Regions from separate parts of the Homo sapiens genome. Here regions 1, 2 and 3 are each linked to region 4. Evidence: chromatin loops called from intact Hi-C (ENCODE). Cell type or tissue: heart left ventricle. All regions are shown on one strand.

Region 1 (8,000 bases), 310 kb after region 4:
GTGGCTGGTGCAGCGTCACTCAGCAGCGGTAGGTCTCCTGACTGCAGCTGGGATGTGCTGTCACCCACTCCAGCACTAAAATTCAACACTGATTGCCAATTCGCCTTTGAAGGGCGCATTATTTTCTTTAATGATTTTACTCTTACACTTGAGAAAAGGGAGGAGGAAAAAATTGCGTTCTCCAGACACCTCTTGCCCCCTCGTTCTTTGTCTTTGATCCTGTTCCCAAGCTTACGCCATTACACGCCCTCCCTGTCATGCCCAGCTGTGTGCCCTCCCTGCCCGGCCCTCCCCAGCCAGGTTTCTTTGGCTGTGAGGCAGCAAAGGTGCCCAGCAGACACCCCTTCTGCCCTCTCTCAGGCTGCGTTCAGAGCTGGGAGCAGAGAGGCCAGACGGAGGAGGATGCCACCCAGCCTGGCCGCACAGGGCCCAAGGTGACTGGGAGGACCCCGGCTTCCCTCTCACCCCACCCCAGGGGCTCCGGGCAAATGACCTCAGCCTGAAGCAGCCAGTGAGGAGGCGTTTGTAGGGCCACTGGGGTTTGCCAGCTCCTCACTGGCAGATGACCTGGGGGAAGCAGTTTAATAGGTGTGTGTGCCCTTCTATCATGCGTGTCAGTGACCAGAAAGGCAGAGACCAAAGAGCAAAGGTGAGTAGTGACCCTCTACCAGCGAGCAGGCATGGCCCTCCTTCCCTGAGACCCGTCCCCAGCCTTCCTACTCCCTCCATGACAGAGCACACACATGGCCACTGTGGTTTTCATAATAATGAACTCATAAAGAACTAAAATTCACCTAGCACTTTCCGGCTCCCAGAGAGCATTTCCATTTTATTTGATAGTGACAGTGATGCTGGGAACAAAGCAGGACAGACATCAGCACTGTCCCCATGTAATCAGTGACAACACGGTTCCAGGGTGCACTGGCTTGGCCAGTGTTCCGTGGCTAAGATGTGGACAAGCCCAGTGACATTCAAACCTGGGTCTTCTGACTCCAAGACCCATAGTGAGCGGGCTTCAACCCTAAGAACCAACAGGGAAGCACCAGCTCTCACTGAGGAGCCAACCAGGCAATGAGTGTGGATTTGGAGTTGGGATGCACACATGGTGAGTAGCCGTGACCCTAGAATCAGAATATCTGTCTCAAGAAGCTTTTGGGGCTCTTAAAATGCTGACATCATGTAAAGTCATTGACCTTCGGGGGGAAAGATCATTTTATTTATGGCAAGATTCAATGCACTCATTCATTCATGTGTTAATTAATTCAACAAGCACATACATTGAGCACTACTCCATGTTAATAGATGCGAGCCAATTTGCCAAAAAATCAGTGCACCCAAAGACCCAATCTGCTGAATCATTAATTCACTCAATTTAATCCATTTGTCAAATGATTAGTTCACTGATTTTTCCAAATTTACTTGTTGTAGTTGTAACAGCTTGAACAGTAATGTTTTAACAGTGAAAATGTTGGCCAAACAAAAATCTGTAGAAATTCATGTTTTGCAAGTGAAACCCTACCTTCTGGGCAGAATTCCAGCCTTGAACTATATGATAAGATTGTCTTAGGTACCTCTGGTTTCTTTACATGCTTTTGAATGTAAGTGTATATTTTCAAACTTGAAACACTTGAAATATTTTTTCATCAGTTTCTCAAAAGACATTTAATCCTTAACTTGATTGAGGAAGTGTGGAGAAGTAGCTACACAGAAGAACCTGGCCCTGGAGGCAGCCCTGCCTGGTGTGTGAGCCCAGCTCTGCCCCTGTCTTAGCTTTGGCACCTTGGTCGAGTGACTTACACATATGTGATGGGAGCTCGGCCATATCACTTACAAATACTAGGGGAAAAAAACACATCATAGTAATAACAAGGTTATTTCTAGGTGGTGGATTGTAAGTAAATTTACTTGCCTTTTTAAATACTTTGTATTTATTTATTTATTTTGAGATGGAGTCTCGCTTTGTCGCCAGGCTGGAGTGCAGTGGCGCGATCTCAGCTCGCTGCAACCTCCACCTCGCGGGTTCAAGCGATTTTCCTGCCTCAGCCTCCCGAGTAGCTGGGATTACAGGCATGCGCCACCACACCTGGCTAATTTTTGTATTTTTAGTAGAGATGGGGTTTCACCATGTTGGCCAGGCTGGTCTCGAACTCCTGACCTCAGGCGATCCGCCTGCCTCGGCCTCCCAAAGTGCTGGGATTACCGGCATGAGCCACCGTGCCTGTCTAAATACTTTTTGATGTTTTAAAACATCCCTTGAATAATTTTAAGTGTTCACTATGGAAGAGGAACCACACCAGATGGCTTCATATATATTGTTTTAAACCATGTATGTTGTTTTAAACTTCATGTATGTTGTCATAAACCCACAAGATAGGTAATATTATCACTCATTTAGAAAGAAACTGAGGCTCCAAAGCATTAAGTAACTTGCACAAATCCCACAACTCTAATGAGCCTGACTTCCAATCTGTCTGACTTCAAAGCTCGTGCTAATTTGTACTTTCTCTGGCTCAACCGGTGTCCGCCTCTATTATATTAAATGGGTGTAATATTTGCATCTTAAAATATGGTGGGAGGATGGAATGAAATGATAGGTATGAAAGTCCACTGCAAACGATAAAGCCTTCAACAAAGAATATTAATAATAGGTAACGTACACATAGTGTGCGCCCAGTACTGGGCTGTTCCAAGGGCTTTGTAGATATCACATTCCCTTAATCATCTCAGTGATCCTGAGAGGCAGATGGCCATTATCCCCATTTTACAGAAAGGATATTGAAGAACAGAGAAGCTAAGTAACACGCCAGAGTCACACCACCACACATTATACCAGTTACCCAGATGGGAGCCTTTCAATTATAAATGACTCCCAAGTCACCTGTTTCCCAATATTCTCCCCAATTCCTTCCCCAGGGATACACTGTACCTTACTAGGTGGCAGGTAGTACACCTGGCTCAGCAGGAGGTCAGAGATGAAAGGTCAGGCATTAGGTTCAGGGCTCCATGGTATTGCATGGACCTTGCTTTCCGGGGACTGCCTGGGACAACCACGCACTCCAAAGACACTGCTGCCACCTGCTGTTCACATATTCTCCACCCAATGGCTTCTCCCCAGCACCTGCATGCGTGAGCCTCTCAACAGCATTACCGTCTTTCCCAGACCCATTCTGCAGCCTGGGTAAAAGAATTTAAACTTTTGCTCAATTTCAAATGCAAGAAGAGTAAACCCTTAGAAACAGAAGAGTTTGAATAAGGGAGCTGAGACACACTCCTGAGCAGTGTGACCTCGGGGCCCTCAGCCTCTTTAAGTCTGTTTCCTCATTTGTAAAATGAAGACACCATAATAATATGTGCTTCATGCAATTGTTTTTAAAATAAGATTTTTTTCCAATCTACAATTTACTTTCCTATCAGAAAAAAATGCTAAATATGTAAAGGGCAAGGCAGGATGGGACACAATTAAACATCCTAAATACCTACAATCATCTCTGTTTACATTATTGTTTTTAACAAATCTTTAACTTTTTTATTAATAAGGCATCTTGATTTATATTTTGCTACTGATTTTGAGCTCATCAAAGTAAATTCTGTCATTCTATTTGCATTTTATTGAGTACCTGAACCAGAAATGTGAAATGGGGAAAGGGTTACCTGATTTTTTTTTTTAATGAAAAAAGATTTCATAATTAAAATGGTCCCTTCCATCTGAGATTCTCAGAATATTCCCAAGATTCTGGTTCACAAGTTTCACATCACTTCTTTCAGGCAAATGGGCAACCTAAAACTGAGAAAATTGAAGTGGGCTTTTGCCACTTAAGTTCCCTTGGGAACTGACACAAATAGCAAAGCTAAGAGGCCTGGCTCCCGCTACACAGCTATAAACATCACACCAGATTCTGTTTGCCTGAAAACTCCTTCTGACTGAGTCTAGATGCCAGTTGTTAGATGATAGTCAATTTGCATGTTGCCAATCTAATATTCCTGGATCCTTAACTTATGTTGCTGGTTTAGAAGTTCAGTAAAACTGAAACTGTATTAGTAAGTTCCAGCAAGAATGTGTAAACTATTTCAGTAGTATCCACTCTGCTGCATACCATAGACCTGGATGTCATGGTTTAAAGGGGCAGATCTAGCTGCTCTCAACCTCTAAAGGGGAGGCTGAGTGCCAAATCACTCTCCTACGTCCTTGGTATGGACAAAAGAGTAAATGAAGATACTATCAGCTACCTGGATTTATCTTTCTGGTGACAAAACTTTTCCCTCTAAAAAAGTAGCCCTTGAAAACTGTCTTTCCTTTGTGGAAATAAAAATAGCATTTTAAAAGAGACAGCATTTGATACCTATTAAATTGGTAAAATTTTATAATAAATTGCTCAATGCTGGAATGTTAGCAATGAGATCAAATATGTTAATGGCATTAAAATTTGTGGGATCCTTTTGGAAAGCAATAGAAATATATTTGCAAGAACTCTAAAGAGTTTTTAAGCTTTGAGCTAATAATTCTATCCTGGAGACTTTGGTTTTCAACAAAGGCAAAAAGCTATATTTAAGAAGCCACTTGTCGTAGCATTATTTTTATTTTTTGAAACAGCGTTTTGCTCGTTGCCCAGGCTGGAGTGCAATGGTGCAATCTCGGCATACTGCAACCTCCACCTCCCAGGTTCAAACAATTCTCCTGCCTCAGCCTCCCAAGTAGCTGGGATTACAGGTGTGTGACACCAGGCCCGGCTAATTTTGTATTTTTAGTAGAGATGGGGTTTCACTATATTGGTCAGGCTGGTCTCCAACTCCTGATCTCAGGTGTTCCGCCCACCTCGGCCTCCCAAAGTGCCGGGATTACAGGTGTGAGCCACCGTGCCTGGCCCGTTTGTTGTAGCATTATTAATAGTAGAAAAAGAAAAACCTGGCGACAACCTATATCTTCACCCAAAAGGAATCATGATTAATTCAGTTGATGGAATATTATTTCACCATTAAAATGATAAACACGGAGGCTAGGTAGAAATGTAGATGCCTATCAAAGTATAATCACAAAAAGAAGAAAAAGGAAATGTGGAGAAATGCATAAGTGAAAAAGGGGCAGAAAACCAAAATGATATGTACATTGTAACTACAGCCCTCTTAAGTGCTTATGGATGCCAACTAGGCTGTAATGGGCAAAAACACAGAGCTGTGTTAAGATGGTAGAATTCTGGATGATTTCTCTTTATTTCCAAATTCCCTTAATGTGTTTACATTATAAAAAGAAAACTGGCCTTTCAGGGTGTAGATATTCTGAGTTAACCTAGTTACTCTACAGAGTACCTCTTTCTCCAATGGGGAGACAGCCATGATCTATTTGGAAAAGCCAGTGATTTCTCATTCTATCGTAGTAAGTTGCAAAATAAATTCATCAAGCACTACAATGATCAAATATGATATACTGCAATTGGAAGAAGCAGGGCAGAAAAATATCCTCTATTAAAGAATCTTGTGCTCCTAAATCTTCAGTATGTTGATCTGGGTTGATCTGTGCTAAGGTGACACTTGTCCAGCCTTGATGGAAGAATTATAAAGTGACTATGAAATATGTCAAGGCCTGTTTCACTACCAACTTGCATTTGACTAGCACTTTATAATTGTATTTATTTATTTATTTAGAGACAGTCTCACTCTGTCACCCAGGATGGAGTGCAGTGATGCAATCTCAGCTTACTGTGACATCCGCTTCCCAAGCTCAAGCAATTCTCATGCTCCAGTCTCCCAAGTAGCTGGGATCACAGGCACCTGCCACCATGCCCAGAGAATTTTTGTAAATTTAGCAGAGACAAGGTTTCGCCACGTTGGCCAGGCTGGTCTCGAATTCCTGACCTCAAGTGATCCACCCACCTTGGCCTCCCAAAGTGATGGGATTACAGGCAAAAGCCACCGTGCCCGGCCTATAATTTTTAAAATATTTTCACATCTTTTATCAAGTTTGAGTTTCCCAACTCTGTACAGCAGGCAGGGCATGTAGTATTTTACACATGGGGACACTGAGGCTTAGAAAACTAAGTGACTGGCCGGGCGCGGTGGCTCATGCCTGTAATCCCAGCACTTTGGGAGGCCGAGGCATGTAGCATATTAACTCTGAGCTACATGGATTATGGTGAAACTACTGATTGACTTTTTAAGCGCAGAAAGGAATTTTTTTTTTTTTTAAAGACAGAGTTCTCGTTTGTTGCCCAGGCTGGAGTACAATGGCGCGATCTCAGCTCACCACAACTTCTGCCTCCCGGGTTCAAGTGATTCTCCTGCCTCAGCCTCCCGAGTAGCTGGGAATACAGGCATGGGCCACCACATCCAGCTAATTTTGTATTTTTAGTAGAGACGGGGTTTCTCCATGTTGGTCAGGCTGGTCTCAAACTCCCGACCTCAGGTGATCTGCCCGCCTCAGCCTCCCAAAGTGCTGGGATTACAGGCATGAGCCACCGTGACCGGCCCAGAAAGGAATGTTTTGTGAGGTATGAATGGTTAGTGTGCCTGGGGAGGTCCACGCAATGATCTGTTGGAGAGCCTGATAGCAACGTGGTGAGGCCACAGTGTGGTACAATTGCAGGAAGATGACTCAGGACCTCAGTACCCACAAACAGGAGGCATCTATGAGAGGGAGGCGGGGGGTATGCAGTGCCTGATGGAGACTTCGGCAGGAAGAACTAAGGGTGGACCTAGCCTTAGATCTTTGGTCCCTCAGTGATCAAGATTGCTCAGAGGAAAATCTTTCAAACTTAGACTGGGGCATAGAAATAAAGGGAGTAACTCTTGAGATGGTTTCTAAGAAAGAACTAAGTAACCACACATTGATAACAACAGTCATATTCCCAGCCTCCCTGTGGTTCCTGCCATGGCTCTGGGCGCCTATGCTTGAGCCAGCAAGGTCGGGCTTCTCATGCTGGATCTGCAGACTCACCCCCAGACGCCTATGGAATTTCAAATTCTGTCTTTCCATTTGATTACTATTTAAAATTAGATTCATGGTTGCAGGTTCTGGGTCCTCTGGCCATCCACTGAGTACCATAACATGGCTTCACAATCTACACTGGCACTGTGTTTAGATGGGATTGGAGCCAAATAATTCTATTTGAATTGTCACAGGCTAAAGAGAAAAAGAATAGAGATGGACTTACTATGTAAACAAGTAGAGGCCAAAGGACATCACAAAGCATTGTATGCAAAATGTTTTCCTAGTCACTCAAATGGGAAACTGATGGATATGCAGAGTTAACACACAGTCCATGGGGTACAGGCATAGAACACTCTCAAGGAAAAAAAAAAAAAAAAAGGGCAGCACGGCCCTCTGCCCGAGAATGACTTTTTTGGTCTCAGAATCCCTTTCTACTCTTACAAATTACTGAGAACCCCAAAGAGCTTTTGTTTATATGGGTTATAGCTATCAATGTTTATATATTAGAAATTAAAAATGGGAAATTTATTTACCAATTCATTTCTAAACGACAATAATAAACCCATTATTAAAATAAATAACACTTTTAGTAAAAATGTTTTCTAAGATGGAAAACTTTAGTGAAAAGAGTGAAATTCGTCCCTCTCCCTCTCCCTCTCCCCACGGTCTCCCTCTCCCTCTCTTTCCACGGTCTCCCTCTGATGCCGAGCCGAAGCTGGACTGTACTGCTGCCATCTCGGCTCACTGCAACCTCCCTGCCTGATTCTCCTGCCTCAGCCTGCCGAGTGCCTGCGATTGCAGGCGCGTGCCGCCACGCCTGACTGGTTTTCACATTTGTTTGGTGGAGACGAAGTTTCGCTGTGTTGGCCGGGCCGGTCTCCAGCTCCTAACCGCGAGTGATCCGCCAGCCTCGGCCTCCCGAGGTGCCGGGATTGCAGACGGAGTCTGGTTCACTCAGTGCTCAATGGTGCCCAGGCTGGAGTGCAGTGGCGTGATCTCGACTCGCTACAACCTCCACCTCCCAGCCGCCTGCCTTGGCCTCCCAAAGTGCCGAGATTGCAGCCTCTGCCTGGCCGCC
Region 2 (8,000 bases), 150 kb after region 4:
CCGTTCTCAGGGCCTAGCACAGCACCTGGCACAGAGGCACTTGCAAACATTTTTCCAGATTCTGATATTGAATACACACCATGCCCACAGCCACAGGCTGAGCCCTCAGGATATGCTCTTCCCCCCAAGACTGCTCTGTCTTCAATAGTTCATGAGAATTATCCCAACTTTATTCCATTAAGAGCTTGGTCTTATCAGAGTGAACAGGCAACCTACAAAATGGGAGAAAATTTTCGCAACCTACTCATCTGACAAAGGGCTAATATCCAGAATCTACAATGAACTCAAACAAATTTACAAGAAAAAAACAAACAACCCCATCAAAAAGTGGACAAAGGATATGAACAGACACTTCTCAAAAGAGGACATTTATGCAGCCAAAAGACACATGAAAAAATGCTCATCATCACTGGCCATCAGAGAAATGCAAATCAAAACCCCAATGAGATACCATCTCACACCAGTTAGAATGGCAATCATTAAAAAGTCAGGAAACAACAGGTACTGGAGAGGATGTGGAGAGATAGGAACACTTTTACACTGTTGGTGGGACGGTAAACTAGTTCAACCATTGTGGAAGTCAGCGTGGCAATTCCTCAGGGATCTAGAACTAGAAGTACCATTTGACCCAGCCATCCTATTACAGGGTATATACCCAAAGGACTATAAATCATGCTGCTATAAAGACACATGCACACGTATGTTTATTGAGGCACTATTCACAATAGCAAAGACTTGGAACCAACCCAAATGTCCAACAACGATAGACTGGATTAAGAAAATGTGGCACATAGACACCATGGAATACTATGCAGCCATAAAAAATGATGAGTTCATGTCCTTTGTAGGGACATGGATGAAATTGGAAATCATCATTCTTAGTAAACTATCGCAAGGACAAAAAACCAAACACTGCATGTTCTCACTCATAGATGAGAACTGAACAATGAGAACACATGGACACAGGAAGGGGAACATCACACTCTGGGGACTGTTGTGGGGTGGGGGGAGGGGGAAGGGATAGCATTAGGAGATATAGCTAATGCTAAATGACGAGTTAATGGGTGCAGCACACCAGCATGGCACATGTATACGTATGTAACTAACCTGCACATTGTGCACATGTACCCTAAAACTTAAAGTACAATAATTTAAAAAAAAAAAAAAGAGCTTGGTCTTAAATTCTGACACCACATTCCAGGCAAAAGTGCAAATGTCTTCCCCAAGCGCATCTTTGTTTCCCAGCTGTATTTTCGTTTGAACAACAGAAAGTCACAAGGTGCTATTTTAGCAGAGGAATCTTATGGAAAATAACCCCTCAGGTTGATGCTCCTGTGCACTGGAAACTACAGGTTCCCATAGGGCATGGGGTGTGATTTGTTTAGAGCCGAATTGTTAAAAGCAGCAGGGTAAGGTCCGAGGATCATTCAGGTCATTCGGTTCTGTCTACCTGCCTTGAGCCAAGAATCGCTTCTGGCTCTGGCCCACGTGGGCAGCAAAGGAAGAAGCTCCAGAACTCATCTCCCCACCAGAACCAGGAGCTCATGGTCAACTCCAGGGCAATGTGGGAACGGACCCAGGAAGTTCAGTAATGCAGGGAAGAGGCAAGAAAAAGAAGTACCTTAAGCAAAGGACTCAGGACACTGGAGGCCCCCAGTCAAGGGGAACTGTTTTCACCGCTAAGATGATAAGAAATCACAACCTTAACCAGGCTAACTTAACTCTCACAGCCTCCCCTACTGCCTTTGTCTTCTTCTGCCCTCTCCTAAATGCTCCTTCTTGCCTTAAGCTTTCTGAGTGGTCCCTTTGACATTTCCACAAGGATCCCAACATGCCCACCATTGGACCCATGCCTGCCCTCAGCCTGAGCCCTCTACTGGCCTTGGCTCACCCTCTCTAGAATCACAGTCCTATCTGGCTCTCCTTCTTCATCAACCACCTGCCACCAAGGTCTGTCGTCTCTACTCTTCACATGCTTCTCAAACTGGCCGTTCTCCTCATCCTGATTGCCCTCCCTTGGTGCAGACTCATCATCTCTCCATGGGCTGTTGGGATCTTCTCCAGCCTGGCCTCCTTCACTCCAGCCTCGCTCTTCTCTAAACCCGCATTACAGTGCTACCATGGTTACTTATAAAACCCCAGGTCTGACAATATCCCCCTGGCTTTCAAATCTTCTGTGACTTAGTCCAAACTCTCTTCTCACTACACCCTCCAGGGCAGAGCTCACTATTGTAACAGGAAAATCCTGTGTTAAAGTTTTCCATATTGCTTGCAGCTTGTTCAAGGTTTGCAGCTGGTATTACTTTTTTTTTTCTTTTCCTTTTTTTTTAAGGTAGCATTTCAGGCTTTTCAATTCCAATGAATTTTTTTTCAGAGTTCTTTGTCCATCTTCTTTTTGTTTTTTCCTGAGACATCCAAGATGGACTACAGTAGCACAATCATAGGTTACTGCAGCCTCGACCTCCTGAGCTCAAGTGATCCTCCCTCCTCAGCCTCCCAAGTAGCTGGGACTAGAGGTGCACACCACCATACGTGGCTAATTAAAAAAAATTTTTTTTTTTTTTTTTAGAGATAGAGTCTCACTATGTTTCCCAGCCTGGTCTTGAACTCTTGGCCTCAAGTGATCCTCCTGCTTTGGCCTCCCAAATTGCTGGGATTATAGGTGTGAGCCACCACACCCAGCTGCCTATCCTCTGTATCATAGAGTTTAAATGTCTTGCAGTCTGTCTGCTTTCTCCTGTAATGGTTAACTAATGTTTCTTCTGTGATTCCTCAAAGCTCCTACTGATAGTTGAACTATTTCTGTATTTCTTAAAACTTTCAAATCCATGATTAAACAAATAAGAGCTCAGAATGCATAAAATTCTTTGATTAAGTAAATATACAGTTGGAAATGCCTGTGTTTCACACAAAATATTACACAAAGTTTAAAAAAAAAACACTACACAAAGTGGGAATTCTAAGTTTAAATTCAAGAAGGTTAACTACATAAATGATCAGAAATGCATCTGATACTTATACACAGCTCCAGACTTGCCTGTCACCTCTCAGTGTCAACTTTTATAAAGTAATACACACGCTCCTCACACAACCAGTGAATGTTCTGTGTTTTTTAGGAGGAGTGATCAAATTTTAAAATGTGCCCAGATGAACTCTGAGAAAAAAAAAGGACACCGTGCTTTATAGAGGCACATCACCGCACGGGCCCACTGAACTATACTGTTGAGTGGCTCGCTCTGGATTCTACCACTCAACCACAGAGCTTGGGCCTAGGGGGTGCTCCACAAATGCTTGGGCCATGGAGAGGGGCACGCTGAGGTTTTTACTGCCAAGCATACTGTCTCTAGCAGCAGGACCAAGCACAGCTCTCTGGAAAGAACAATTTCTCTTCCTGTTGTCACTTCAAATGTCTGGAGTCTTTCCCTAAACATCTGTGTCTCCCTTTATGGTATGCTCATTCAAAAATGTATGTTGTCAACATTTACATTCTCCAACCTGTTCCAGTACTTGCCATGAGAAATTTGGCAATGTGACCAGGTGCTTCCTTTCCTCGGTCCTAATACTACTGCCTTCCATCCTTAAGGGGAATCCTCTGGAACCCCTATCTGGAGACTGCTGATCAATTCTACCGTATCTGCTCCTTCTTGAGCAACATCCACACAGTCTAATCTGAAAAGCTGGCATGACAGTCCCCTGCTGGACAATATCCCTGGTGCCTGCTGCAGCGTCCGCCCACATAAGCACTCAACACATGCTTGTTGAAGGAATGGATGAACACCAACTGCACACCCCCGAGACTCAATACGTCTCATGTATGCGTCCCAACTTTCTGGCACCTTTCTTCATGGCTTAATCATGACTGGGTTAATTTGCCCCAGGCTTAGTCAGAGGCCAGACTCCAAGCCTGTGGAGGCAGGAAGGCAGAAATCCAGACTTTTGTCTGGACCATCGGACCACAACTTGCCTGTGCAATGATGGACTGCCTAACCCCTGACCTTTTTCCTCCTTATCTCTCTGTCCCCGGGGCCCATGTAGAAAAGACAAGATGCTACTATCTACAGGCAGCTGGGTCAGCAGCCTGATGTTGGGGCATATGCAGACTGATGTCATCATTTAAAGTTTCTACAGGAACCTCTCTAGACAGGAGCTGGCTCCAGGCAGGCACATTTCCGTGAAAGCTCTTGCCAAAAACCATCGCTGAAGAATGTTATGTCGAAGGCTGTAAGTGGTAGAGTAGCTCAATCAGGAGGCTGTCGTCTAGCTGAGCTGTAATCTCCTACCACAAAGTTGTCTAATACAATTTGTTGAGGCAAAGCCTAGCAGATTTAACAGGATGTGTCCATCCTCAGTCTCTGCTCAGTTCTTGGCTTATTTCTGGTCACAGTCCCCACATACAGGGGAGGGGAACTGGTTGAGTCCCACTCCATCATTCCTGGGCTGTAAAATCAGATGCCTTTCATAAGCCCAGTCTTAACTGTAAATAGTATCAGTTTACTATTCCCTCATTGAGCACCCACTGAATGCTCAGCAAGGCTGTGAGCATGCAATGAGTCACAGCTCCTGCTCTCCTGTTTCTTGCATTGTAATGGGATTAACTGATAGTTCAATGAGCAATTATCATCTGATGATAAATGCTGTGATGAGAGAAAGGTGGGGTAGTTTTTTCCTCTTACATTGGGACATATACATATAGAAAAGTCTATACACCATGCATACAAACAAACATAATTATTAAATGGACACCGATAAAACCATGACCGAGATCTACATTGAGAATATTTGCCAGTTCCCCAGAAGTCCCTTGTCTACTTCTCCCTCATCAAAAGCAAATCTCACTCCACCACCTCAATGGTAACCACTTTCCTGCCTTTGTTTTACCTCCTATATATGATCCCTAAAGAATATACCTTAATTTCACCTGCTCTAGTAATGGAGTCATCCACTAGTATTTCTTAGCACCTAACATCTTTCAAACTTATGTTTGTGAGATTCACTCATTTTGTTTTGTAGAGCTATGGCTTGTTCATTTTAATTGTTGTATAATACCCCATTATATAAGTATACTAAAATATATCTAATCAACTCTTGAGGGACATTTGTGTTGTGTCCGGTTTTTGCCTATCTTGAATAATGCTGCGGGGAACATTCTTATTCATGTATCCTGGTGCACATGTGCATGAGTTTCTGTAGACCCAGGACTACAATTGCTGGGTCATGCAGTTTTGTATGATTGGCATTGGTAGCTATTGCCCAACACTTTTCCATGGTGGATATATAAATTTTATATTTCCATCCTCAACATATGTGAGTTCCTATTTCTCTACATCTTTGTCTACATTTGATACTGTCTGATTTTTGAACTTTTGCTCATCTGTTGAATGCAAAATGATATTTTGTTGAGTTTTATTTAACACATCCCTGATCACTCATTAGGTTGAGTGGTTTGGTTGTGTATGGTTTTTTTTTTCTTATGCTTCTGGGCTGTTTGGATTTCTTCTGTGAAAATGTCTATTTAATCCATTTTTTCTATTGGGTTTTTTCTCAGTGCTTCATAGTTATTTTTGTATTCTGGACATTGTTTGGTGATTACATATGGCACCTGTCTTCTCTTGTATTTTCATACTATTTATGGTGTCATTTGAAGAAGTTTCTAACTATAGTATATATTTATTAATCTTTTTCTTTAGGATTCCTGCATCTTGTGTCTAGACCAAGAAAGTTTTCTCTACCTTGAAGTCATAAAATATTTTATATTGCCTTCTAAGTACTTTTACGTTTTTCCTTTCACTTTTTAAACTTTTTCTTTTGAAATAATTATAGACTCACAAAAAATTGCAAATTCTTCCCCCAGTTTTCCCCAATAGTGATATCTTAAATGATTGTAGTACAATATAAAAACCTGCAAATTGACATTGGTAAATATTGCTAACAAAACTTACTCAGTTTTTTTTTGTTTTTTGTTTTTTTTTTTGAGACAGAGTCTCACCCTGTTGCCCAGGCTGGAGTACAGTGGCACGCTCTGGGCTCACAGCCAGCTCTGCCCCAGGTTCACGCCATTCTCCTGCCTCAGCCTCCCGAGTAGCTGGGACTACAGGCGCCCGCCACCACGCCCGGCTTTTTTTTTTTTTTTGTATTTTTAGTAGAGACGTGGTTTCACCGTGTTAGCCAGGATGGTCTCGATCTCCTGACTTCGTGATCTGCCTGCCTCAGCCTCCCAACTTATTCAGTTTTTACCAGTTTCTACATGCACGTGTGTGTGTGTGTGTGTGTGTGTGTGTGTGTGTGTGTGTTTTATGCAAGTTGGTGTCATGTTTAAATTTGGCTCGCATTTTTTAGTGTTCAATCAGTGGAATAGCTTTTGTGCATGATGTGAGGTAGAGATTCAGTTTATTTTCTCCCAAATGGATAACCAATTATTCTAGCATCATTTTTTGAATAGTCCATCCCTTTCCCCACTGATACGCGATGGCTTTTTTCAAAAAAATCAAGTTTCTTGATCTGTGTAGGTTTCTTTCTGATCTCTCCATTCTATTCCATTGATCTATTTATCTATCCCTTCTTTAACATGATACTATTTTAATTACTTTATATTAATACTAAATCTTGCTATATGGCAGGATGATTTCCAAGATTGTGTTCTTCAAGAGTATATTGGCTATGCTTGGCTTTTTTCTCTTCAATATAAATTTTAAAATAAAATTCTAGACTAAAACTTTCAAGTTTCACAAATGATCTTCTTAGGATTTTACTGAAACTGTGTTAAACTGCTTTGTGGAGAATTGACATCTTTACAATAGTGAATCTTCCTAACCAAGAATATGACTTAGCTTTAATTTATCTGCGTTTTCTTTAATGCCTTTCAGTAAAGTGTTGCAACTTTATCCCTGAAGAGTTTTGCACATATTTGGTTAGGTTGACACCTAAGTATCTTGTACTTTTTTTCTTATTTCAGTTATACTTTCAAATTGAGTGTGGAAATACAGTTGAACTTTGTGTATTAATTTTTTTATTAACTTTGCTAAAATCTCATCAATTCTAATAATGTATTCATAAATTCTTCTGGTTTTTCTGAGAAGACAATCATACAATCTGCAGATCATGACAGTTTTATTTCCTCCTTTCTAATCCTTATTTCCTCTTCTTGTTTTGCTACTGTCCTGGACAAAATTGAGAAGAACTGATGATGAAACACATCCTAGCTTGAACTTGTTTGTAAAGAGAAAGCATCTGACATCTTGCCATTAAATTAATGCTCGCTGTAGGCTTTTGCAATGGCCCTGAATTAGGTTAATACATTTTCTTCTTTCCTAGATTGTTTGTTTGGTGGCCATTTCTTCTAATATCTCCAACATTCCTTTTGACATTATTTTTCTTCTAAAGCAAGTCCTTGAGAAGCTCCTTTAATAGAAAATATATTTATGGCAATCTCTCGATTTTTGTTTTTCTGAAAATTTGTTTTATTTTGCTCTTGTTCCTAAAAGTTGTATTGGTGTAAAATTCTGTCTTTTAACTTTACTGAGGTATAAACTATATATATCATAAAATTCACCCATTTGAAGTATGTGATTCAATGATTTTTAGTCAGTTTATCAAGTTATGTCACCATTACCATAATCCAGTTTTACAGCTTATATAACATCCCAGTAGTATCTCTTGTACCCATTTCAAATTAACCCCCATCCTCACCGGCAAGCCCAGGCAACCCTAGTCTCTCCCGGACATTTGCCTTTCCTGGACATTTTTAAAAAATGGAATAATATATGTGGCTTTTATGTCTGACTTCTTTCATTTAGCATTCCATTTAGTACTCCACTGTATGACTATACCTCATTTTATCCATTTGCTAACTGATGGGCTGTTGGGTTGCTTCCACTTTTCAGTCACTGATGCTATGAACATTATGCAAGTCTTTTTAAGGACATATGTTTTTATTTCTCTTGGGTATATACTACAGAGTGGAATGTTGTGTCATGTGGCAAGTATTTGGTTGACTTTTTAAG
Region 3 (8,000 bases), 110 kb after region 4:
ATAATCCCTAATTACTGAAATCTTTACTTCCTTGCTAAATTAAGGATTCATGACAGAAATTCCCTGGATGCTAATAAGGCTTTTCAGAGGGCAGCTTGTATCTAGGGACCTAGCTTCTAATACATATCATGTCACTGCTGACCTCTGGGTTCTGTCTCTAGCCCATTCGATAGGTAAGGAACAGGTTTATATTTAATAGCAGCAGAAGACACCAACTTGGGCCAGAGAATTTATCTTTCTGGGATATTACTGGACTCTGCAAAATTGTATAAAAACTAATTTGTGAAGTTCCAGGCACAGAGGTATCTCCTTCTTGGTGTGCCATAGTTACTTATGAATTTTTAATTTAATCCTGGAAAGAAAATCTCTTTTCACTGGAAAGATATGGGTGGAATAACAACAATTATAATTTCCATTTATTGTGCTCTTCTTTTTATTGAATACTTATGTGTCAAGCACTATGAAAAAGACTTTACATGTATTATCTCATTTATTCTTTTCTAAAATAGTTTTTGGTATTCTTTTCATTCATTTATTTTCAATCCTGTTTTGCCAGTAACATATTTTAAAGCTATAAATATACCTCTAGGTAGTGCTTTATCTGCATCCCACAAGTGTTAGAGTAGTTTTTTTTAGTTGTTCAAACCTAAATATTTAATAATTTTTATTAAAACTTTCCCTTTTATCCACAGTAAACTTAGGAGTATGTTTGTTTCTAATAGCATTCTGCATAGAAAATATGATTTCTATGCTATAAATTATTTGAAATTTCTTGAGACTCTGCTAAAATGGTCGACATGTGCTTGAAAAATATATATATTCTCTATTTTGGTGCAGGCTTCCGTATTTCTATATTGGAGCAAGTTTACTAAGTTATCTCTTCATACCTTACATATCCTTACTCTTCATATCTTACATATCCTTACTCTTTTATACATATCCTTACCCTTTTTTTTTTTTTTTTTTTTTTTTTTTTACTATTTGATCTGTTTGGTCCTGATAAAGTACATTAAAAGTATTACACTATGATAGGGATGAATGTATGAGTTAATTTAAAAAATATATTACATGGTGAATATGAATGAATCTAACTTCCCTTTATAATTTAGTCATGTTAAGTGTATACAAATTCACAAACATTATATATTCTTAATGGGATGTTGCTTTTATAACTTTATAATGTCCGTATTCTTAATAATGCTTTGGTCTTGTATTTGTCTGTTCTCACACTGCCATAAAAAACTACGGGAGACTAGGTAATGTATGAAGAAAGAGATTTAATTGACTCATAGTTATGCATGCTGTATAGGAAGCATGGCTGGGAGGCCTCAGGAAACTTACAATCATAGTGGAAGGTGAAGGAGAAGCAAGCACATCTTACCATGGCAGAGCAGGAGAGAGAGAGAGTGAGGTGGAAAGTGCTACATACTTTTAAACAACCAGATCCCATGACAACTCACTCACTATCATGAGAACAGCAAGGGGGAAATCTGCCCCCATGATCCAATCACCTCCCACCAGGGCCTTCCCCCAGAATTGGGAATTACAATTCAACATGAGATTTGGATGGGGACAAACCATATCAGGCCTTAAATTTTATGTGGTCTGATATAAATATTGTTAGTTATGTATATTAATTACATAGGGCCGCCATAACAAATTACCATAAACTGGGTGGCTTAAACCCATAGAAATTTATTTCCTCACAGTTCCAGATGCTGGAAGTCTGAAATCAAAGTGGAATCAAAGCCTGAAATTGGCAGGACCATGCTCCCTCCAAATATTCTAGGAGAGGAGCCTTTCTTGTCTCTTCTAGCTCTTAGTAGCCCTAGGCAGTCCTCCGTTTGTGGCAGCATAACACCAGTGTCTGCCTCCCCCATCACATGGCTGGCTTCTGTGCATCTGTGTCTCTCATCTCCTTATAAGGACACCAGCTGGGCATGTGGCTCATGCCTGTAAACCCAGCACTTTGGGATCCCAAGGCAGGTGGATCATGAGGTCAGGAATTCGAGACCAGCCGGGCCAACATGGTGAAATGCCGTCTCTACTAAAGATACAAAAAATCAGCTGGGCGTGGTGGAGTATGCCTGTAATCCCAGCTACTCAGGAGGCTGAGGTAGGAGAATCGCTTGAACCCGGGAGGCGGAGGTTGCAGTGAGCTGAGATGGCGCCATTGCACTCCAGCCTGGGTGACAGGGTAAGATTACATCTCAAAAAAAAAAAAAGGACACCAGTCATATTGGCTTAAGGGCCCACCCTATTCCAATATGACCTCATCTTAATTTTATTACATCTGCAATGACTCTTTTCAAATAAGGTCACATTGTGAGATACTGAGGGTTGAGACTTCAACGTATCTTTTGGAGCATGCAGTTTCACCCATAACAATATATATTTCATGTTTTGGTTAGCATTGAACTGGTATATCTTTTTCTAACTTTTTATTTCCAATTGTTATGGTTTTGCTTTAGGTGTATCTCTTATAAACTTTGTTCATTTGTTTTATCTAATCTGAGAATGTTTCATTTGAGAGGTAATCTGTTTACATTTATTATAATGACGTATAGTTTAACTGATTCCTGCCATATTTTGTTTTCTATTTCCCACCCTTTTGTTTTGCTTTGGTTTTTCTCCTTTCCAGCTGTCTTAGTCCCCCCAACACACACACACACACACACACACACACAAAGCAGACTCTGAAATAATGGCTTGTCTGCAGCTTGTTTATTTTAGGAAATGATTCAACGAATAGGAGTGGGGCGGGGGCTGGGAAGAATGAAAAAGGGATGAAGACAAAGCTGATCATCACCATAGGCAAATAGGGTCAATCCTATTAGGGACCCTAGAGGAGGGACATGGATGCATCTTGGTCTTGTCTTCAGAGACACTAATATTGCTTTTCAAATGTGGCTGTGTCATTTTACCTTACATTTCTCTATCACATATAGAGCAGAGAGTATTTGGAGCAGAGGGCGTACATTGCAGCATGAATTTACACCACTATCCTGGCATGTCTGCATGGCTGCCATTTAACTTCTCCATCATCCTATGAGGCACTTTATCATCCCTATTTTAGAAAGGAAGAAATTGAGGCTCAGAGAGGTAAAGTAAATTGCCTGAAGTCACACAGATAAAAAGTGACAGAGCCAGAACTCAAACTCTGTTTTATCTGATTCCACAGCCATTCCTTCCAACCTTAAGCTCTACCGCCTGTGTGGTGCTGGGTGTGAGTCGGAGCTAGCCTGGGTTTACCTGAGTTGCAGGGTCACCCCTCATCGCACCCTTGTCAGTCCTCAAATAGGGGTGCAACTGTTCCATGAAAGGGAACAAAGAGACTGAGCTACTAGACACCAAGCTGTTTAGGACTGAACCCATTCCTGTCCAAACGGAAGTGATCCAGAGGGACTCTGAATATTACAGAAGTCAAGAGATTTCATCATCTTTATTCAAAGAAAGGGGTTTGTTTGTTGATTTTTTGGATTTTTTTTTTGGACCACAGCTCTATCTACTCCCTGAAGAGTAAGGATTATTAAGTAAATCAGGTAATTATTGACTAAGAAGTGACTGGCCACTGCAATTGATAAATTAACCATGTCTGTTTTTCTTATGTAGCTCACTGGAAAAGAATGTGGGGGATTTCCTCTTCTTCTTCTCCAGAGGCCTTCCTGTCTTGAAGGCTAGGCTTCTCTTGCTCTGGGGGAAAGTTAAAGGCCTTTCTTTGATTTTCTAAGGGTCTGTAGACCTAACACTTACTGTTAGAGATTGCGAGGGCTGGGGAGGGGGCCAAGGGCTAGAGGTCATTCAAGGACTGGCAGGACCCTTGGGTGCCCAGCCTCTTACCCAGGACCCTGAGGTGCCAAGGCCTCTGGGGAGTGGCTGGGTGGGCAGTGTGCTTCTGGGGACTGGACACTTGCACTGTGGCCTTGAATTTGGAGGATGCCGTGAGCAGCAGCCTTTTACTGGTTTACCTGGGCATGGACAATGAGCCACTGGGCAGTGATCGTCACAGACCTGATGCCCTTCCCCCAAGTTTCAAGGATCCTGAGGCCTCAGAGTTCTGCATAGGAGGAGAGGAGGGGCCTTGAAAAGAGGCTGGGATTGAATTTTTCTGAGGTCCTAGTAGGTGTGGGGTCTAAGGACGATTTGATTTAGAAATTCATGAAATGTGTCATTTCTTGCCCCAAGCTTTGTGGAACAAGTAATACCAGTTACACTAGTGATGACCAAATCCTGCTGTAAATTGTTCTAACATATTGTATAAAACAGGCCTTACCACTTTTGTAATCCCTTGCAAATGGCTGATCGATAACCAACACAATATAATATTCCAAGCCCTTCTTTTGGTAGAAAAAATTTCCTCTAGCCTGGTAATTTAAATTCCAAATTACCTCCAGATGATGCTATTTAAATGCCCTGTGATTAAATCTGCACAAAGTGGAGTTTCTGTGGGAAACTTCGCTGCCTCCTAGGGCATCCTGCGGTGTTTTTTTAAAGGCCGGGGATCTAGAAAGGCTACTCAGGGCCTCGGAATCTTTGTCTACATGACTCAGCCTTGGGGCCCCGGGCCCTGGACACTTGCCCAGAGCTGAACATTCAGCTGGACGCGCCACAGAAGGAGCATGCGGGGAGCCAGGAAATATCTCCGGAATCTCACAATGCTTTCTCACCTACCCTTATTAGACCAAAGAGGCAGAGCCGCAGGGGTGGGGGCCGCGGGGCAGAGGGCAGCGCCTGCCGGGTGGGAGGGAACCTGTGTGTGCGCGCACACACTGTTCACGTCATAGTGTCTCCGTGTGTGTCTGCGTCTATGTATGTGTCTCTATGTGTCTGGGTATTTCTGTGTGTCTGTGTGTGCATCTCTGCATGTCTTTGCATATCTGTACATGTTTCTGTGTGCGTGGGTCTGTGTCTATGTGTGTATACATCTGTTCATATTTCTGTGTGTGTCTGTCTCTATGTGGCTGTGTCTCTGCATATCTTTGCATATCTGTACATGTTTTGGGGTGGGGGTCTGTATCTCTATGTGTCTGTGTGCCTACGTGTGTGTCTCTAAGTCTGTGTGGGTCGCTGTGTCTGTCTGTGGCTGGGAGCGGGGTCAGGAGTGCTTTTGGAGTCCCTGGTTTTCTAAGAATAGGAGGTTCACAGCAGGAGGGGGCTAACTCTTCAGTCCAGACCCCCCTCTGAGACCTGCAGACCACCTGCAGCCCCACCCAGTGTGGCCCCTGCCCCGCGTGTCTGTGGTCTGAGTGGCAGTCAGGAAAGAAAGCGAGGGCTGGGCGTGAACTTTGGTTAGGTTGAGATGCATGGGGAAGAAAGCAGAAGGGAGGGTGTGTGTGGGGAGCAGACCTGCACCCTCCCGAACAGCTGGGGAGGCCAAGGGGGGGGTAAGGCCCAAACCTCACTCCAAAGCTCCCAACATACAATCCAGCAGTTCCCAGTGGAAAACTTGCTGGGGTTTGCAAAGTACCCTCCTCCCCAAAACTGCATCTTTGAGCATGCACCCAGGCAAAGGCTCACACTTCTCTCTCTTCCCAACGCTGCTTTGGGAAACCCTCCTGCACCAGAGAATGTGGGACAGGGACACCCTTACTTTCGAATGCCAACTTTGGTTGGGCACTCCTCTGGACGCTTTCCATTGATCTCACTTAATGCACTTAACAGTGACCTAGGCTTTGTTATTCCTCTTTTACAAATAAGGAAACTGAGGTACAGGGAGGGGAAGCGGGTTGCTTAAGATAACAAGCTGATGAGTGTCAGAGCTGAGGCAGAACCCAGGTGTGCTGAATTCCGGAGTCATTTTCTTACCTGACAGCCCTCTACCTCTGGATGGCCCTCTCTTTACATTTAGAAGTGTGTGTGTGTGCGCGACACACACACACACACACACACACACACACACACCTTAGAGCCCTTTTATAAGACACTAGAGCCTAGACAGCAAGGGTGTCCACGTCATGGTAGTCTCCATTTACCATGTACATACAAAACCACAACAGAACTGTAGGTCTAGTGAAAGCCATTCTTTTACACCCTCCTCCTCTTTCCACAGATGGAAAAAGAATCGCAAATAAGCATAATGTGAAGAGCATGAGCTTTGGAATAAGCAAGCCTGGAATTACAATTTTCTTTTATTAGCTCTGTGGCTGTAATACTCAACTTTTGCAAGCTTCAGTTTCCTCGTCTGTGAAATGGAATAATAGCACTTACCTCATTGGCTGTTGTATGGATTAAATGAGACCATGACTATGGATGTATGGCATTTGGTACCCAATAACCCCTCAATAATCGGCAGCTATAATTATTCATAATAATAATGGTGGTAGCAACAAACCCAGCCCAAACATCTGAAGGACCGATCACTAAAAAGAAGATGAACTCAGTCCTACGTAGTAACAAGAATGTGACATCTATGTTGTTGCCAAAAGTCTGGAGGAGTTGCCAGGACCAGAGAGAAGGAGGTGGTGAGGCCGGCCTGGAAGAGGGAGGGGACAGATGTCAAGGACCCCAATCTTGAGGTGGAAAGTTCTGTGATTAACCCAGATGAATGTCTCTAACCTCCAACTCTTCTGTTCTCAGAGTTTTAATGGGGCACACCGTGTGCTGGGCATTGACATAGATGGGAAAAGCATGACCTAAAATAAGGGCTGGAAGCCAAGACTGGGAGGAAGGGCAAAGGGAGCAGGCAGCCTGGCACCAGGTACCAGTGAGGTGTCTGCTCTTTGTCCCCATCACCTGTCAGCTAAGGAATTCTGCATGTCATCAGTGCAATAAAATGTGATCGCCAGAGTGAAAACCTTGTAATAGACCAGCTGTGGCTTCTCTCAACACCAGTATGTCCAAGGAGGATGCATTTTTATTGCTTTTGTGGTCTTAACAAAAAAGATTCATGAGCATTGTATAAAAGGCATATTAAAACAATTCGGTAAAAGGATGAAAGAAAAATAGAGTGCTTGTAGATTTTTTTTCAGGACGCACACACCTATACCTGTATAAAAACGTTGTATTACGGAAGCTCTCACACATACACAAAAGTAGCATGAATAGCACGTTGGACCCCGATGTACTCAAGACCCACCTTCAGCAATGGGAGTGCTGTGTTTATGAGAGTCCCAATTAAAGCAACATTGCTCTTAACATTTTCCCCATGTGTCAACAAGCTCCAGTGACCCCATAATGCAAACTTATTCAATCCCCTGATATCCAAGCACCTGAAATTACCCCTCATCTCATTCCCCAACTGCCTCGAGCTCCTATCTGAAGTAAGAGAGAGGTAAGTTCACCAATTTGCCCTAAATTACACTGGAATCCGGGCAAGTGCCTTTAACACAGGATCTGTTCAGTAAGAGTTGAAAAAATAATAATAGCAGAAGAAGAATGAATGAGTTTTGAGCACTCACTATGTGCTATGCCGTCTTCTGAGTGCTCTCCCTGTTTTATTTCACTGAATTCTCACCCCAAGCCTGAACTGTATATTCTGTCTTCATCCCTGTTTTACAAATGAGGAAATCTGACACAAGCAAGCTAAACCACTTGCCCAATTTCACGCAGTTATTTAGGGGCAGGGCTAGGATTTGAACCCACACCTCCTTACTTGATAGTCTATCTTCTTAGCCAGTACACTGGGGTGCGGTTCTGAATCAGGTGACCGCTGAAAAAAAAGCCTGACACAGGCAAAGTGATTCCTGCCAGAACAGGTGAGGATGAAGAAGAAAGTTGCCTTTATCAAACACTGCAGTGCAATACACAGAGACCAGGCACTGTGCTAAAGCAAAAACTGTAACCTTCCACAAAGACCATCACTACCTTACACAAAAAATATTTCATCTGCCCAGCAGCTGCCTATCCTACCCCAGACTGGCATCACTCTTGCTATTTGTTCTTTGTAGCCAAGTAAAAATTATTTCAGAACAATTCTGTTTTGAAATGTCATGTCCTAACAGCCTCTTGCCATAGAGCTACAGGTCATGATTGCGAGATAATATTCGTCATCCAAACTGGTA
Region 4 (8,000 bases):
TATCATTTTCTCATTTAGTGACCCATCAAATGAGTCAGATCATTAGGGTGACATGACTGGAGACAGTTTCAACTCCATATCTCCTGTTCTTTCCCCCAAAGAATCCTTCATTAGTCATGTAAGTTTGACATTCATTAGAAAGAATGCTTGTTCATCAGCATCTAATTGCCATCCTGTGATAGCATGCCAAGAATTTTAGACATCGTCTATGTTTTGAAATGTCCATTGTCAGATTGTGAATACATTAATAAGGTTTTTCAGGATAATAAGCAGTCTTTAATTGCTAATTTAGAGAAGATTGGTTGTTCATATCTCCATGAAGAAATGATATGCTGTAACTATAATTAGAATAATTATCCTTAGGCATTATGCAGTCATTGTCAGCCTGAGAACAAACATAACAAGCCCAGGGTGGAATGCTGCGTCTCCCTTTAGAGGCCGCAGGCTCTACTTTGTCAAATCATCCATCAGTTTCTGCTGTGGGCTTCTCATGCTGCAAATGTGGACATTTTGGCAGAAAATGAGTGAAATTTCCCTCTTCTGCGGGCCCTTGGATAAGTCTCAGTAGATTTGTTTGGTTTTCAGGACATCAGAACACCAGAGCTTTGAAGATAAACCGTGTATCTACCTAAGGATGTTAAATAATGGAGCCCAAGGTTTCTTGGTGCAAATTAGAAATTCAAATGATAATCTTTTTCTTCTTGGGAGAAGATATTTTTCAGTACCACTCAAATGATAGGGAAGGATTCCATAAATCCTAGGAAGATGGACGTCAGATCCAAAGTCTTTCTTTGATAGCCCTGTGCCTTATGCACTGTGATGGGCTGTGGACAGAGAGAGCAGGCCCTGCACCACCTGCCATTAGTGGTATAGCCTATGCTGTCTCAGCCAGAGACACATTTGATTCTTTTGGATGGGCTGGAAATAAGTCAGGTGTTACTTGATAGCAGTAATTAGGAACTGCCAGCCAACACAAGCCACAGAGGCCAGGAGCTGTTCTTCCCCCCTCAGTTCTGCAAAGTATATAATTGGGGTTTCAATGTTGCCCCTAAACTCTTATCTACCCTGGCCTGACATCCAGGGCACCACACAACACCTCTTCCTCATTCCCATTCTCCCTTTGCTCAGCATGTTGCTGGGGACTTCAAATTAAGTGACGTTTCAGGTCCTTTGGGTCCCTGTGCAGCAAGCGTTAGAAAGCTGGCATAGTCTCTCAGAATTTCATTAATTTGGTTAAAACTCTGAGATACTATTAGACTCACTGTCTGAAATTCTCAAAGCCAGTGAATTATAGAAAAACCTGAGTGTAGCCAGAGTTAATTCTAACTTGGATGTGACTCCTGACACTTTGGGTGCTTTCACTGTGGAGCTTCTCTTTGAGATTCTCTCTCGTCATCTCAGCACTAGGAGGTTTGGAGACTCACAAGTGAGTATGAAGTAATCAGCTTTCCGGGTGACCTTGGACAGGAATTCAAGCTCTCGGGACGTTGATTTCCTCATTCAGTGAGGTTGGTAGGATCCTGTGGGATTTTGTGATGTGGTATCTTTTCTTTGTTTTTGTTTTCGTTTTGTTTTTGGCCAAGTAAGAAAATTAAACAAAAACAAACAAAAACTGTGCCATCTACATCACGGCTGTTTTATAAAAGAAAGGTCATGCTAGCACCCACAAAAGGAGGAAGGCTGTACTCTCAGAGTAAAGGGAAGTTCTTTCAAATAAATGAAATTGAAATCCTAGTCACTACTTTGTTCTTTCTTTTCCCATTGTCCTCAGACTAGTTAAAGGTTCTTTGGCTGGTGGCCACTGGCCAAGAACTCTGAGCTGCCCTTCAGCTCCAGCATCCTGGCATGTGGGTAGTGATGTCACATCTCACATGCAAGCTCCTAGCATGTGGCCTGAGGCTTAGAAGATGTTCAGTCAGTTTACAGCAAGTGAATGAGTATGCAATTCAGTCTCCTTTGACTAGCAGGGCCCCCGTGCCGTGATGGGGATATAGCATCTATCTGCCTAATAGGGAAAGCTAAAAAAGTCTAGTGTGGAGTTTGTGTTAATAGTTTGGTGAAAATTATATGCTGGGCTATGCAGCCACATCACGCATAGGCCACAGTGATGCCTTCCTTTCACTCACAGTGCAGTACATGCCTGCTCATGACATATAGCTGTCACTGAAGATACCAGCTAACATTTTCCTAATTGACCACTTGGCCCCAATCTCATCTCTGACTCTGAACTTTATGGCACAGAGCTGCCAGGGAAATCTCAAATACGTCATTGCTTACCCCAGATCCCACTGTTGTCGTCATGATTTCAAGGTTTTCCATAAAACAGATGCAGCCTCATTCCCACTGCTGTCAACAGCCCCCTCCTGTTCAGGTCAGGATGACCTCACTAGACTCACTCTGCCTGTATTAATTTCTGTTCACTTTGTCTCTTCGCCTGGAATACCATTCAGCAACCAGTGGTGATGGTGAGGATGGTGGTGGTGAAGATGGGTTGCCTGTTTCTTCATCATTGGCATTATCATCTTTATCATCAGCATCTTCATTATGGTCATTCTCTCCTCTTCCTGTATATAGTTCTTGACCAGGTGTAGTGTTGATTTTTACTGTAACCATGTGATGCCTGGAAGTTACCACTGAAGGACTAGAGATCAGAGTTTAAGTAAGCAGCCCGAGGTTCATTCACAAGCCTTGGAAACACATTTTGAATACAAATCTCCTACACCAATATGTCCCCAAGCCTTCAAGGGACATAGTCCCATTGTCTCAGTTCTTCCACCCCACAGTGATCTTGCCCTTCTCTCAGTTCCTATTGCATTTATAGTCAGGTGAGCAACAATTTATTCCTAGTGCTTCTAATTCCTTCTATTCCCCGATTGTGCTCATAAAGAACGGTTCCGTGGATAGCCATGGACTCGACCATTCCTCAGGAAGTGCTTCCTGATGGAGAGTCTGCCTCCTTTCCCACCTCATCTTCTGGCACTTTGCGCTTCCCTAGAAGTGTCAGGCTGGCTCCCGCCTCCATGTACGTGAATTCTGTTCCCTTTTCTTGGGATGCCTTTCCCACCTTTTACATGTGGCAGACTCTTCGCCTGGTAAGACTTGGCGGAAACATCACTCCTCTGGAAGGCCTCCCACTCCTCTCAGGCAAGGCTGGGAGCCTCTCCTTGCCATGTACCCTGAATGCCTTATGTGCCCTTCTGTTGAAGTCCTTATTGCACAAGTTGGGTAATTGAGTTGACACTGGGCGAAAGAATCTCTGAGGCCCTCTCTGTTTTTCAAAGTTCCTAATTCTCGTAAATACAGTCTACACTTCAGCAGGCTTCTTATGACCTTTGGATTCTTTTCCTCTCCTCTGTAGCTGGATGAAGGCACTCCTCCAGAACCAAAGGGAACATTTGTCGACTATCAGACGACTGTGGTTAAATACTCCAAAGCCATTGCGGTGACAGCTCAGGAAATGGTAAGAGGGAAGAGAGCTGCCCTCCCCACTGTTGTTTGCCTTTTTATCCACTGCCGCCGCTGAGCCTGCAAATCCCAGATCTGTGTCAGAGAGAGAGCCCAGACCACTCTCTAGTCCCTCAGGGGCTCCAGCTTCTGTCCTTTATCTGTGGTCTTTCTGGCTGCCTGTGTCCAGTAGCCCCAGTCTGCTGCAGTTCTTTTCTCATGAAAAAGCTGCAAGAGGGAATTAAAGATGGCTGAGACTTGGGCATGAGGACAGAGGAGCAAAGGAAGGAGAGAAAATGAAAAGACGGGGAAAGCAAGGAATTTGTAGTTAAGGAGAAAGGGGGAGAATCTTATTCACCTCACGAAGGACTTGAGGTGTTTTTAGTAGATTAAAATAACAGTACAAGAGAAGATATTTGGGGATAAAATAGAGATGAGATTATCTGATGAAATCAAGTTATAATACTTGGAAAATAAGGTATTGCCAGTCTTTCAGGCAAAATGAAACAGTATGGTTATGTAATAAGAAAAAAAAAATTCCGACAGTAGAAGGCATACAACTTTTGGAGGTAATGTTTTGGTTTGGTTTGGTTTTTGTTGTTTTGTTTGTTTGTTTGTTTTTCTAAAATGTAATGCAACTAGAACTGTATTATATAGATTCTTAGATATAAATGGCATTGAGAGATAGTGAATGCTATCTGATATGTTAAGCAGTTATACGAAAGATGACAAATGTTGTCTTCAAAGAATTGATAGGAGTCCATAGAAAAAGTTTCTCCCAACTTTTAAAGGCTCAGATGCCATAAGATAAAAGTTTGAAAGATGCCTCTTTGATACTTGCCACATAAGCCTGGGTTGAGAAATCAATGGGCCTTCCTCGCTGAAGTGACCAGAATGAGCCACCACATGGTTGCTGTGCCCAGGTCCCCTCTGAGTGGTTTTGTCATGTAATCATGTGTCCACTAGGGGTTGAGCTTGGACCACAAAGTCATCCCTGGCTGCTGCCATTCATTCATGGAAACTCTGTGATTGTGCCAGGCTTGTTTAAAAGAATTCGGGCTGGGGAATGGTACACCCATCTCAGTGTTTTGTGAAAAGCTGGAGCTGAGCCCAGTCTTGTCCTTCTCAGGGGAGCATGGAGGACGGATCCTAGTCCGAGCCAGCAGACTTTCAGCACAGATTCCTGTTGAGCAGGAAGCACAGTGCAGCAGCAGTCATGTTTGAGCAGCCTCATGGTGTTTCTGGAATGTCTCCAGAGCCAGGTCCTGAGCTGCCTTGGCTTGACCCTGGGTGTCCATGAGCTTAAGGAGCTGAGCCTCAGGCTGCATGGCCACTCCTGAGATAACTGGCCTGGCTCTTTGTGTGAAAGAGGCCCTTCTCACCCCGTCAGGATGCCCAGACTCCCAGTGCACCTGTTGGCAGGTCGCAGTGGAGCAGCACGTGGCAACACTCACTCTCGTGCAGCTCAGTGTGCGTTCCTTGGCGGCCACATCTCAGCCTGAAGCCTGGGACGTGTCCTTGTACACATGCCTTAGAAAGGGTGGACATTCCTGTCCTGCCTTGATGGATGGAGAGTCATTCAAAAGACATTTTAAAAGGCTGTTTAAAATCAAGGTCTTAAAAGGCCACAAAGAAAGAGACAGTATTGTTATCCAGAGCAAGAGGAGGTGGAGCAGGAGGGGAGCCCCTTGATGAGGGACAGTGACACCCGTCTGGGTGGCAGATTAAAACTGCTTTTGTGAGAATTTAGAGGTATTTTTGTCCAGAGGAAGAGGAAACACTAGAAACTAGCATGCCAGCTGCCTTAGATAATTGAGATGCATCAGTCAATGAAACAGAGAAAAATCCTGAGTATCTTCATAATAAAGGCAGAACTTGACCATGTGGGCTACACACTACTCTTAACTAAATTTGTGGCTAAAACCTTGTCATTCTTTGGCACAAATTTACTGCAAAGCTGTATCCTCTATGAGTGTTTTCCTCTAAAACACTGACTTATCCAGCACTTGTCATTCATGGTTTTCTTAACAGCCCTGTCCTCATGCCCTCTCTCACCTGGGTGGGACCTGCTTCAGGGCACCCAGAGACCAGATCAGCCCCCGACAGAAGCCTTGGCCCAGGGGTGAAAATCGCATAGGGCTTGTGCCTCCTGGGGGTTTCTAGGGGGAATTCCTCTGGTGACCCCCCAGGGCTGCGCTGGCGAGGGGCTGGCACACTCACCTGCCAGAGGGTGGGCCCTGGGCACTGGCTCCAAGCTGCACAGCCCGAACGCTGAGCATGTGCCCACTGGGCCCGGCCAGAATCTGTGGCCTGAGCGGGGCCCTGCGAGGGCTCTGGCCTTTTGTGTGCAATGCAGCATGGGCTTGGCTTGAATTGCCCTCTCCAGCATCTAGCCCCAAATGCAAGGCCTGGCCTTCACCCCCTCAGGAGCTTAAAAGTGAATGAAACCCTTTGGCTTCCAGTGATATTAACACATGGTTCTCATGCGTTTCTCTCTGTGTGTGTGTGTGTGTGTGTGTGTGTCTTGCTTGTTTTCTTTTTCCAGATGACTAAGTCGGTTACTAACCCGGAGGAGTTGGGAGGACTGGCTTCACAAATGACCAGTGACTATGGGCACCTGGCTTTCCAGGGCCAGATGGCAGCAGCCACGGCGGAACCAGAGGAGGTCTGCCACCTTAAGACCCCTATTTTAAGATGCACACACACACTGGTGCCCACTCCTGGGTATTTCTTCATAGCTTAGCTCCACTCTGGAAGACCCCAGCCCAGTAACCAGAGCCCAGTTTATTTCCCCACCACTGCACAGCACAGGTCCAGACCAGGTAGCCCCAGGCTGTACTCAAGTCTCACTGCCCCTTATGGGGCAGACTGGCCAAGAACTGGGGCATGGGCTTTCAGACAGAAGGACTTTGTATACAGTGTTCTATCAGGTCCCCTGTCCCTAGCCCTGTCACCTGTCTCTTTTAGCATGCCCAAGCTTGGGACTGCCATCTTATCACTTCCTACTCCAGTTAGCACATCCCCCGCAATTATTTTTGTTTTCCATAGGTTCACAGAAGTGTTGAAAGATTCAAGTATGAAAATTAGCTATCCCTCTCCCTCGAAAGAGCTACTTTCATGAAACAAAGTCTTGCCTGAATATTCTGGGTGGCTAAGAATTAGCCCAGACATACCTCCTGTGGACTCCTTTTATTACTTCCCTGCCTTTCCTAGACCAGCTTTCCTTAGTGGCCAGTGTAGACTTGGCTTTAGAATGCCTGTACCCGTAAGAGTCTAACGGTAGCCAAAGTTGGGCCCCAAAGGCCACTTTCTAAGAGCTGCCATCTCTCATACTTCTAATGGGGTGGTCCATTGGGAAGGACACAGGTCATGTGTGGCTCCAAGGAGCTTTGTAGCATCTATATCAGTGTGAACACATAGAAGGAGTCCAGGGCTTGGGGGAACCACATGGCTTCTTAGAGAAAGGAAGCCCAATTTAAAATGAAGATTAATGGAGTGGATTACAGGGACACTTAAAAGATAAAAGTAATTATATTCTGTGAAATTCAGCAAGCTGTTTATTGAGCGCAAACCATGTTCGAGACGTTCCTAAATGAACTGAGTTGTCAAGGCAGAAGGTTGTAATTGGTCTTCTCTTCTCCTTATAGTGACAGTCACTGTCCCCAAGTTACTCAGTGCTGCTATTTCTCCTGGGAGTCAGATCTAAGTATGTTTTTACAGAGACTCCGAGAGATATTCCAGAAATGAAGTCCCAAAACAAATCACTTTCTAATGTGTGTGGTAACAATGCATGTAAATAGGAGTACCATATATGTATGTACTTGCATACATAAATATCTAGCATGGGATTACTTAAGTCTCTAACAGTGCCTGCATTTTGAGATATTAGAATAATTGACTAGGCTGTAGCATGAATAATTCTATTTGCAATGAGTGTGAAGTCACTACCAAGAAAAGAGAGTTATCAGATACCCACATTAAGATTCTGTTGATTCTTTACACAGGCCTATCATTTTTTTTTTAAATAGACTCCCTGTTTTAGTAAGATCATCTAGATTTATAATTCATTTGACTAACCTATAATTTTGAACTCCATAAACAAATGTAAGGGAACTTCTGTTACAGTAAGGAAAAGTTTGCTTGGACAAAAGGAAAAGTGGGCTGGGCGTGATGGCTCACGCCTATAAGCACTTTGGGAGGCCGAGGTGGACAGATCACTTGAGGTTAGGAGTTCAAGACCCAGCCTGGCCAACATGGCGTACCCCCTTGTCTACAAAAATACTGGGCGTGATGGTGTGCGCCTGTAATCCCAGCTACTTAGAAGGTTGAGCCAGGAGAATTGCTTGAACCCGGGAGGTGGAGGTTGCAGTGAGCCAAGACTATGCACTGCCCTTTAGCCTAGGCAACAGAATGAGACTCCATCTCAAAAAAAAAAAAAAAAGGGGAAGAAGTGTTTGGCAAGGGAGGTTTGGATATCTGTCCACAGAAACCTTTAAAAATGGAATCTACCACCATCTGCCTTAGGTAGTTTAACTACTGTCTCCCTGAACTGTCTG

The links. Peaks named below come from ENCODE experiments on the same cell type or tissue, not always from the same donor. Only the 100,000 strongest peaks of a DNase experiment are listed, where the experiment ranks them.
Region 1: a loop joins it to region 4, with 8 times the contacts of the local background. A loop is called at or near these places in 91 of 110 quality-filtered maps.
Region 2: it touches region 4 in a loop (3-fold over the local background); 7 of 110 quality-filtered maps call a loop at or near these places.
Region 3: a loop joins it to region 4, with 3 times the contacts of the local background. A loop is called at or near these places in 14 of 110 quality-filtered maps.

The regions. Positions count from the first base shown.
Region 1 is chr15:63,090,695-63,098,694 of GRCh38, forward strand. No RefSeq gene overlaps it. Among named protein-coding and RNA genes, the nearest start is that of LACTB, 27 kb to the right of the region's middle. RefSeq lists an enhancer at 1-3,448 and a silencer at 6,416-6,710. In heart left ventricle, CTCF peaks have their summits at 3,087 (motif pointing left) and 3,288; a DNase peak (open chromatin) is centred at 3,087; H3K27ac peaks cover 948 bases.
Region 2 is chr15:62,924,661-62,932,660 of GRCh38, forward strand. No RefSeq gene overlaps it. Among named protein-coding and RNA genes, the nearest start is that of MIR190A, 100 kb to the left of the region's middle. In heart left ventricle, a CTCF peak has its summit at 3,701 (motif pointing left); DNase peaks (open chromatin) are centred at 3,741 and 4,061; H3K27ac peaks cover 1,468 bases.
Region 3 is chr15:62,892,602-62,900,601 of GRCh38, forward strand. No RefSeq gene overlaps it. Among named protein-coding and RNA genes, the nearest start is that of MIR190A, 73 kb to the left of the region's middle. RefSeq lists an enhancer at 4,994-5,759. In heart left ventricle, no CTCF peak of the experiment used is centred here; DNase peaks (open chromatin) are centred at 3,838, 4,600, 5,243 and 6,686; H3K4me3 peaks cover 717 bases; H3K27ac peaks cover 6,034 bases.
Region 4 is chr15:62,777,782-62,785,781 of GRCh38, forward strand. It overlaps TLN2 (talin 2), which reads left to right. Exons shown (of 59, transcript NM_015059.3): 44 at 3,359-3,460; 45 at 5,990-6,109. Among named protein-coding and RNA genes, the nearest start is that of MIR190A, 42 kb to the right of the region's middle. RefSeq lists an enhancer at 4,325-5,253. In heart left ventricle, a CTCF peak has its summit at 4,405; DNase peaks (open chromatin) are centred at 4,610, 4,700 and 5,696; H3K27ac peaks cover 3,312 bases.